Regions from separate parts of the Homo sapiens genome. Here region 2 is linked to region 1. Evidence: read pairs that join two places in POLR2A ChIA-PET (ENCODE). Cell type or tissue: MCF 10A. All regions are shown on one strand. Links, peaks and the distances in the headings refer to the core of each region. The heading gives the core; the rest is flanking DNA.

Region 1 (5,387 bases), core at 120-5,119:
CAAAATACTTTGTCAGTTAAAAATTTCTGGGCCACATCCTGGAGAGTCTTGGCAATGCCACTAGTGAACACAGGCAGGGTTAAATGCCACTTTATCTCAGCACCACAGATGAACATTGATGGTGACAAGTTACCTTATTAATTAGAGCCCCACGCTTTGTTCTGACTGGGTGGGTGAACAATAATGCAACAAGAGCTTTAACAAATAAACTCACTGCAGGTCTCAGGCGTCACCATGGCACAGTCATCACTTTTTATATATTTTCATTTGTAATGATTTCTACTGGCTAATGCCCAAATAAAGGACAAACAAAAAAAAAATTAAAATCTGGGCTGGGCGTGGTGGTTAATGCCTGTAATTTTAGCACTTTGGGAGGCCAAGTGGGAGAATTGCTTGAAGCCAGGAGTTTAAGACCAGCATCTGGAACAAAAAAAGACCTTATCTCTACAAAAAAAGAAAAAAAAAATTAGCTGCATGCAGTGGCATGCACCTGTAGTCCTCAGCTACTTGGGAGGCTGAGGCGGGAAGATCACTTGAGCCCAAGAGGTGAATGCTAATTATATATATATATATATAAAATGGTTAATACTGAGTGTTAACTTGATTGATTGAAGGATACAAACTATTGATCCTATGTGTGTTTGTGAGGGTGTTGCCAAAAGATATTAACATTTGAGTTAGTGGGCTGAGAAAGGCAGACCCACCCTTAATCTGGGTGGGCACAATCTAATTAGCTGCCAGCACAGCTAGAATATGAGCAGGCAAAAAAATGTGAAAAGAGAGACTGGCCTAGCTTCCCAGCCTACATCTTTCTCCTGTGATGGATGCTTCCTGCCCTCGAACATTGGACTCCAAGTTCTTCAGTTCTGGAACTCAGACTGCCTCTCCTTGCTCCACAGCCTGGAGACAGTTTATTGTGAGACCTTTTGATCATGTGAGTTAATACTTAATAAATATATATATATATATATATATATATATATTCCATTAGTTCTGTCCCTCTAGAGAACCCTAATACAATACGTGTGTGTGTGTGTGTGTGTGTGTGTGTGTATATATATATATATATTTATGTACATATGTGTGTGTGTATTTATCTTTCTGTGCGCTTATTCTGAGGTGGTTCATAGTGGTATCCACTATTCCTCCATTCACCCATGTCATATAATTAACTAAAAGACATCAATTGATTTTTAAAAGTTTCTTACTAAATGACATAATGCTTTCCTGTAAGCCACTAGGGCATGTCCTGGGAAGACCTATGAGCTATTGATGAAGATGCAGCCTGTGCTTGGGGAACAAGGGCAGAAGCTGTAGTAAGAAGTGGTAGAGGCCTGGTCAGCAGGGTTTCCAAGTAAGAGACAGAGTTTATAGTTATAGACCAAGCAAGAAGACAGGCTCATAGCAGATAGTGCATGTTGAATATGCCTAGTTGACTCAGCCTAGTGCTGAAACAGCATTTGCTCATCTATTTTCTTCTCTGGAAGGTGCTATCAACTGGTGCTGTGTCCCCACAAATGGCTATGAGCCTGGTCAGGCAAGACCATGGCAAAACGGACTCCAATACATTTTCTGTCCTGAACAGAAGAGCTACAGGGCATTCTACATACTAGTATGTTTTGTCTGTTTAACATAAAAATCCCTTCTATTGCCCTTACTAAAAAAGATATGTACATCAACATTGGATAACTGGGCCTTATTAATATGGGGAAATGCCTGAAATCCCAATGTAAATATCTGGTTAAACTGGATTAGAAAACATGGCTTAGACTCAAGCCTAACCAAGAAACTTTTACCTCTTACATCGAACCGACAACACCGCAACACATTTAGGTAAAAGAAGAGCTCCTGTGGAATAACGTCTCCACGCATTCCTATTACCTAGTGGAGAGAGAACATGGAGCTTGTGAAGAAACAAATCATCTAACATTCTACCAGGGGAATTAATTTTCTATCAGTAGAATTTGCGGCCAGGGGAACCAGTCCCACCACTGGCCCACAGACCATACTTGAGGAATACTGCCACAGAGTAAGTCCCAGCTTCTCTTCCCAGGTTAACATTTGTAAGCAGATGAAGTGTGGTTAGAATGATCATCTGGATGAATGGTAACCTGATAGTCAATATCAGCAACAACCATTTATATCTAAGAGTAACAGACCATTTAATTTAAAAATAGTTTATTTTGGGGGAGAGCAAATCAGAGCAGCTATCTTGTGTTCTAGTATTTGGGGTTTCCTAGGAAAAAAGGAAGGGAAGAGGAACAGATAATTGCTAGTGACCCAACATCTTTAGTATTGACATGTATTATGGGTTGAATTGTGTCCTCTTAAAAGATATGTTGAAGCCCTGTCCCTCAGTACCACAGAATTTTACCTATTTGGAAATAGGGTCATTGCTGATATAATTAGCTAAGATGAGGTCATATATGAGTAGCATAGACTCTAATATGACTCATGTGCTCATAAGAGAGGAGAATGCCATGTGAAGACAGAGTCATGCAGAGGGAAAGTGGCTGGTGAAGATGAAGGCAGAGATTGTAATAATGCATTTACAAGCCAAGAAACTCAAAGGATTGCCACTAAACCCCAGATGCTGCAAGAGAAGAGATTCTCCACTGCAGGTTTCACAGGGAGCTCCTCCCTGCCCACAACTTGATTTTGGACTTCTTGCCTCCAGAACTGTGGGGCAATTATTTTACATTGCTTCAAGCCTCCCAGTTTATGGTACAAACTGGGAATCTTAGGAAACTAATATAGCATGTAAGTTCCAGCCCTAGAAAACTAATATAGCATGTAAGTTCCAGTAAGTAGCTGCATCACATCTTTGATAAATGAGAAGAATGAACCAATTCATAATCAATTTACTATCAGCATTCATCCATCTATAGTGTCACACATCCAGACTTCTTATTTCTCTAATGTGACACCCCCCACTTTCTATTACATCATATCTTATTAGAATTTTACTCTTTATTTGCACTTGAGATTTTATTGGCAAAAGTCACTTTAACGGTTATCTGAACCACACATATAACAAAAGATTTAGGGGGAAAGACTTTATCACACTCTTCATCTCTATATCTATCATATCATATGAACATATGCTTCTCTAAATCAGGGAGCTCAAACATTTATTAATGTGTCCCACAGAAAGAATAATATTTGATGTTATAACCAGTGTCCATAACCTATTCATTTACATAAGCTGAAAAAAAAATCACTTACCTTTACTGTTCTTACTACATGTGAAATGGATATTTTCTACTGTATTCAATTTTTTTAAATGGTTATATTTACTCTATAAATTGATTTTACACCTCTTATTGAGTAACAACCGACAGTTTTTTTTTTTTTTTTACTATGGCCCATATTTTGCCTAGTTTCTGAATGCTACCCTCTAGGGATGGTTCCACCAAGTTCTATGTTACTCTCATTCTCCTAACCACATACACACACTAACATCACAGTTTTATATGATGTGGAGGTATGAGAATGTATAATGGTAAACATTCCTTAAAAGTAAAAAAAAAGTATGGCCTCTCAAACTCAAGTGAAATATTTATGTTACAAAAACAAGTTTCTGGCTATTTACAAACAGAATTGCAGCTATATTAAATCATTGTTTCCTGGTATTTATAGCAATGAGGCACTTTTATTCATGGAGCTATTAAATACAGAAGACCTTTGCACGTGGAACTTCTGGATTATTTGTTACCACTCTGTTTCCTGGTCATTTCAAACAATTATTCATTTTCCTTAACCAGATTGACTGATTTTCTTTCCTTCCTGAAATAATTCATTGTTTGAGTGAATACACCAAGTAACAGCTTGTGTTCTGGAGATAATGCAAGTAAATGCAGAGCTGACAGCTGATCTAGATGAGGTCATTTGTTTTGGGTGAATCTTAATGTGGTCTTAAGAAAAACAATCAGAAACTATCCCCCGACAGATCAGCTAATAATTTTGAGAAAAGGGAGATAGGTATTTTTCAGGCCTCTCTTCATTTTAACTATTTCTTAATAATTTGAAGCCACTTGGGGATAATGAAAATTGATAATCCCATAATATGAAGAGAAACATTTGGTTTCCTTTATATTAATAATATATTTTTATTGTCAGAAATTAAACAAATAATTCTACCCTATTCCCTAAAGAAGGCCAACAGAAAGAATTGCCTGAGGTCAATTACTCAAATCTGAAATCACTATTTCTGTCAGATATCCTTGCAGATGTCATTGAGTTATGCTACCAACTCTCTAGGCCTGGGCCATTTAGTATATTTTACAATGCAATTATTTCAGAGTATTTACTGGAAAGCCATATCTCTCTAAATTACATAGTCTTGTGTGTTCATCAATAAGCTTTTTCTATAATGAATCTAAGGGAGATTGGTGATTCTTATTTTAAAATTGCATGGGCTGTAATCATCATTGTGAACATACTCTGGCTTTGGAACTGTGAGCCTTGAATAGTCATTTATTTTCTGTTGGTGCTAACTTAAAACTCTTTACTGAACTAAATAATAATTCTGTGTGAATAACTCCTACCAACCTATGAAGGTGGACTGGCCTACACACAAACAGAAGCTTTGGTTGAGCACCTTAATTTTTAGAAGACATCAACCTCTTTCTTTTTATCGCCAACTGATTTTTAAAGAGAAAGAAACAGTCCAGAATTGACAACACAGAATACCTGTACTTTGAACATTTTTCTAATTATCTAATGCCTGAGTTTTTACCCAAAGCCCAATTACACAAAATTAATAGAAGATTGCCTTTGTGATCGATAGCCTATTTTTTCTTCACTGTGCTTGAAATGAAGGAAATTATAAGAAGCAATCACAATAAATTTGCCCTTACATTTATATAGGAATATCATGTATTTTAACACTCGTTGTATCCTCCATTTAGTTAGAGAATAGTGAGGAGAACTTATCCTTTGGTGTCACAAATGATACAAGAGTTGATGACTGGTTGTTGATTCAGATGGAGGTGTTTAAATGTTCCAGTTTGCCCCAAGAGAGCCTGGTTCCTGCCTGTTGTTCTGGTGTAATTGTTAGTAGCTTCTTCCCCCATCCCTCTTATTTTCAGAAGTTTCTGGGTTTGAAACACAAATTCTGCCCAATTTGGGGTTAATCAAAGGAGACAGAGCACCTTCCCTGTTAGAAAGAGTTAGCCAGTCTTGCTTAATGAAGTTTGGCTTTGAGGAATGGGCAAATCCCTCAGTTTGTTCCTAATGCTAAGTGAAACATTGTAGTCAAGAATCCAGGACTGGACAGACCTTAGAAAAATAAAAATCAAGCAATTATTGAGTCTTGGAAGAAGCGTGAGCATTTCAATGCTTCATTGCAATGTCTTGACTAGGAAATATAGAGTTAGGAAAACTTT
Region 2 (5,387 bases), core at 79-5,078, 120 kb before region 1:
CCTGGCTACAGCTTCTGATGATTCAGGGCCCAAGGACTGTTTAGTCAATAGGTGACGAATCCTTCCAGGAGTAGGTTCTTCCCTTCAAGACAGCAGGTTTTCTTCTGGACCAGAGTATGTCTAGGAATGTTGCCTTGGAAATAGAACCTGGAATGGGGGCTTCGGAACTCTACTAGATGCCCTATTGTACTGTAGCTAAGCTGATATCTAAGTTTTAAGGCAAAGGTCTCTTTACTCTCCCTTCTCCTCTCTTGAAGGAGTACAGGAGAAAGAAGGAGTCTCTCCTGGAGCTGTGAGCTTCACTATCTGTGGGTGGTGGAGAGGTGGTGCAAGCAGTCCCTTGGCTGCCCTGGCTGGTGTCTCACTAGGCCACTCACATTCCAAGTCCAGGTGTGCTGGCTTCGAGCTTAGCACAGCACTGATGCTTGCCCAGGGACTGCAGTCCTTGTGTCATAGATTGCTTTTCAAGTTTATTTAGTATCCCAAGCACTTTAGTTCACAGTGGTGAGCTTGCTGAAACTCAAGTTCCAACCACTGGGGTGGGCAATTCCCCTCTGGCTGGGACTCATCTAGATGCTTTGTGAATGCCGACTGAGTTCTGCCCTATGTTGCTTTCCACTGTGACAGAGCAGCATTGAGTTCCAATGTGAAGTCTCACAATAAGTGCACTCTCCTTGCCCCAAATGCACAGATTCTCTCACCATGCTAAGTGGCCACTGCTGCTTCAAGCTTGTCTTTTCTACCCTCTTCAGTGCCTCTTTCCTTAATATGATGTTAAAAGCAGGTACTGTGATCACTCACCTGATCATAGGTTCTTATGAAGTTGATTTTCTTCATAGTTGTTCAATTTGGTGTTCCTGTTCGGGGGATGATTGCTGTGGGCTTCTATTCAGTCACTTTGTTCTGCCTACCCTTCATCATTCATTAATTTAACACAAGGTAAATATGCATCTACTATGTCCCAGGGACTCTTCTAAGTTTTGGGGAAGTTAACAGTGCATATAGAAACAAAATAACTGCTCTCAAAAAGTTTACATTATTGGAGGGAAATAGAGAATAAAAACATATGGTATAAACAGGTCACTGGTTTTGAAACATTATTGTTTATCAGAGGAACCCTGATCTTAGGCAAAAATTTCCTAGAATACCAATATATAAAACAGCAAAAAGAATACTTTCTGGTAGATGCAACATTCAGAGGTCACTCATGTTGCAATCCTCTTCTGCCTTTCTCTCCTACAGCAGTCTGGTAGACACTTCTAGAAAGGTTTGAAAACTACCAATTTAGAATACCCATTGTTGTGGAAATATAATTAAAAAAAAAATCTTCTTCCAACCCACACTACCTCTCCACAAAATAGTAGAGAAAGTAAAAGTAAATAGTTTTATTATTAATAAGTAAAAGACCAGAATGTAATCTGGCAACATGGGCAATTCATCCAGAGATGGCAGACTGAATGAAAGCTCACGTTTAAAAAAAGCCAAATAGGGCTGGGCGCGGTGGCTCACACCTGTAATCACAGCACTTTGGGAGGCCGAGGCATGTGGATCATGAGGTCAAGAGATCGAGACCATCCTGGCCAACATGGTGAAACCCTGTCTCTACTAAAAACACAAAAAATTAGCTGGGCGTGGTGGCATGCACCCGTAGTCCCAGCTACTCGGGAGGCTGAGGCAGAAGAATCGCTTGAACCCAGGAGACAGAGGTTGGAGCGAGCCGATATCATGCTTCGCATTCCAACCTGGTGACAAAGTGAGACTCCATCTCAAAAAAAAAAAAAAAAAAAAAAAAAAGAGCCAAACAGATACAACCCATTACAGACATGCTTTCACAATAAACAATACTGTGTTCTCAAGTAAAAGAACTTGAGTGCACCATTTGTCACACATAGTTCGTCTTAAATTCACCTGGTAATTGGGGTGACCATCTGTGGTAGCTAATTGGCTTTCTTTAGAGGAAAAACAAATTCCTTTATCTTTATTGCCAGAGGTAGTTTTAATACTTGGAGCAAGGGGCTACTGAAGTTAGGCCCCTACACTCTCACAGAAACTGGGAGTTAGGGGTTCTATTTCCTTTGATTTCAAAGGGATGGCTTTCAGGTGATAAAGCTGACAAAGGAACTTGCAACTACATGTTTTCTGAAGAAAATTTAAAAAAAGGAAAGTGGAAGAACTCTATTTCCTTATTTTCAACTGGGAGAATTAAGCTTCTTATTTTTAATTTGTATTTATTCATAAGCCATTCAGATATAAGGCAGCTGATTCTGGAAATAAATACAAAAACAAAACAAAACCATGTTATCCTAATTAGAATGTGTGACTTGATAATTTTGGAGAGATAGGCTTGCTGAAAATACCCTCATGATTTCAGTTTACATCCATGAGAGTAAACTAGATTTTTCTGACCCCAGAGTCAGTCTATGATAAGCCTGATTTAAATCTTTGGCTAAAAGTTTTCAAAAGCATTACCCAAAGAGTGAAACCTCTTCTTTCTCTGGCTCTGAAGGACTCAAGCTTTAGGCTGATAGGCAAGTGCTTAGAAGTGTTACCATATCCCATGGAACTAAAATAGTCCAAAAATGGTGAAGTCAACTTAGAATCATAGACTGTTGAAGCTCAAATTTCCCTGGAAGTTATACAGTTCGATATTCACTTAAAGGCACACTGATACCCAGGCAAGGTAAATTAATGTCTAGAATAGACTGGTAGATTATTCCCTGTCCTAGAGAGAAGCTCTGTGCCCATATACCCAGTCTGTTTTCTCTACTGACTGTGGAATCTAGGAAAAGGCACAGTAATGTCATGCCAGACCGGGTGCACTTGGAATTCAGGTTTCTCTCAGCTGTGCATTAACTGCTTCCTTGCCTACCATTAAATAAAGCAAGCACAATGAAGAAATTTTGCTTCATTGTCATGCTTACAAAATATAGTGACATCAAAGAAGAGATTAAGTCTGAATTTCAAAGGGCTAACAAAAAGAGAATTGAAATGAAACTAGAGAAATAAACCTCTATAGAAATAAAAACCTGGAAATGCCTGAGAAACATTATTGATCTATCACTTTTTTTTTTTAAGAAAGGGTTTCTCTCTGTCACTCAGGCTGGAGTGCAGTGGTGCAATCATGGCTCACTGCAGCTTTGGTCTCCCGGGCTCAAGAGATCCTCCCACCTCAGCCTCCTGAGTAGCTGGGACTGCAGTCATGAACTACTATGCCTGGTTAATTTAAAAAAATGTAGTAGACACAAAGTGTCATTATGTTGCCCAGGCTGGTCTCCACCACTCTTGTTTTACAGGTGGGAAAATGAATGGAGAGAGAACTATTTCTCCCTGCCCCTGTGAGGGATAGTACCTGAATTGTATTTGTTTTCTTTTTGGTTCAGCTGTCCACTTTCAGGTGAAGTTGAGCATGGATGATATGATGTTTGTGAGCCTGATCATGTTGTACCCCTATTATATGCTATGCCACTGCAGCGATCAAGCTTGTCTAAAACCACCCCTGCCTTCATACCACTCAAGGAGAAGACAAATATAGTTGGTTATTGGAAGAACCAACAGGATTTTACAGGATAAGTAGACATTTCATAGAGCTCTTGAAACCTGAAAATGATTGACATTGCTGTGTGAAAGGAAAATATCTTGGGCCCCCAAAATCACTAAGTTAAAGGGAAAATTCAAGCTGGAAACTGCTTAGGGTAAACCTGCCTCCCATTCTATTAAAAGTCATCCTTCTGCTCACTGAGATAAATGCATGTCTAATTGCCTCCTTTGAAAGGCTAATCAGAAACTCAGAAGAATGCAACCATTTGTCTCTCACCAACCTGTGACCTGGACCCTCCCCGCTTTGAGTTGTCCCACTTTTGTTTTGAGTTGTCCCGCCTTTCCAGACTGAACCATTGTTATATATGTTGATTGATGTCTCCTGTCTCCCTAAAATGTATAAAACCAAGCTGTGCTCTGACTACTTTGAGCACATGTTGTCAGGACCTCCTGAGGCTGTGTCACAGGCATGCATCCTCAACTTTGGCAAAATAAACTTTCTAAATTAACTGAGACCTGTCTCAAATTTTGGGGGTTCACATTTGGTAACCATGGAGGGATTCTGAGTGGAGATGCCCCTGACTTCTGACAAATCTCCTATCGGTTCTTCGTACCAGCATGAGCTAACTTTATAGCTCAAACCAATAGGACAATTTGCTGAGGTCAGGGAGCAACCCTTCCAGAGAATCCCTGATCTCCAAAAATTTGGTCAAGATCTAAAGTTTATTTTGCTGTATACTCCTTTTGTTTTTCTTGCTTCCAACAAGGAAGGCAAGATTTCCTGTTTCCAAGACAATGGAAAGCAGGTAACTCCTTTATGGAGTTTGAGCTCGCTCCCAGCTGGGAAGACGAGTTGGAGTATTTTTCCTGCTTCTACAATGGTAGAAAGCAGTCTTCAGCCTAAGATCCATCTCTGGGTAAGTAGCTGAATTGTGGTTTTGTCTTGGCTAAAGTTCAACAACCAGCTTATCATTGGAGCACTCAGTGATCATATTGTTGGGCTTTGTTGTTGTTGTTTGTTCCAGTCTTTCTCCCATCAGATTTCATCAACTCTATCTGACTTGGACAAATCCAAGTGAGAATTGCAAATGATGGGTAACAAGCCCTCTCTAATTTGGCTAAAATTCCTCATAGCTGCAAAATTAAACAAAGAGAGAAAACAAGAAAACCATGTGTTTGGTTTCTGTGTTCGCTTCCTTTCTTTAAAAAAAAAAAAATTGTTCTTTTGTTTACTTTTCTTCCACCCTATACCTCCTTCCCCCTTTGCCATCTGAAGTATCAAAAATTCTAGAGAAAGCTTCTAATGACTTTCATACACGTCCGTGTGAAGAGGTCACTAAACAGGCTTTGTGTGAGCAACATGGCTGTTTATTTCACCTGGGTGCAGGCAGGCTGAGTCCAAAAAGAGAGTCAGTGAAGGGAGATAAGGGTGGGGCCGTTTTATAGGATTTGGGTAGGTAAAGGAAAATTACAGTTAAAGGGGGTTTGTTCTCTGGCAGGCAGGAGTGGGGGGTCGCAAGGTGCTCAGTGGGGGTGCTTTTTGAGCCAGGATGAGCCAGGAAAAGGACTTTCACAAGGTAATGTCATCAGTTAAGGCAAGGACCGGCCATTTACACTTCTTTTGTGGTGGACTGTCATCAGTTAATGTGGGGCAGGGCATATTCACTTCTTTTGTGATTCTTCAGTTACTTCAGGCCATCTGGGCATACATGTGCAAGTCACAGGGGATGCGATGGCTTGGCTTGGGCTCAGAGGCCTGACATTCCTGCCTTCTTATATTAATAAGAAAAATAAAACAAAATAGTGTTGAAGTGTTGGGGCGGTGAAAATTTTTGGGGGGTGGTATGGAG

What was found. Peaks named below come from ENCODE experiments on the same cell type or tissue, not always from the same donor. Only the 100,000 strongest peaks of a DNase experiment are listed, where the experiment ranks them.
Region 2: POLR2A ChIA-PET joins it to region 1 with 5 read pairs; 2 of 35 experiments call an interaction of 5 or more read pairs at or near these places.

Annotation. Positions count from the first base shown.
Region 1 is chr10:90,195,493-90,200,879 of GRCh38, forward strand. No RefSeq gene overlaps it. Among named protein-coding and RNA genes, the nearest start is that of LINC01375, 240 kb to the left of the region's middle. In MCF 10A, for the core only: no CTCF peak of the experiment used is centred there; a DNase peak (open chromatin) is centred at 2,499.
Region 2 is chr10:90,076,171-90,081,557 of GRCh38, forward strand. No RefSeq gene overlaps it. Among named protein-coding and RNA genes, the nearest start is that of LINC01375, 120 kb to the left of the region's middle. RefSeq lists an enhancer at 4,862-5,387. In MCF 10A, for the core only: no CTCF peak of the experiment used is centred there; no DNase peak of the experiment used is centred there.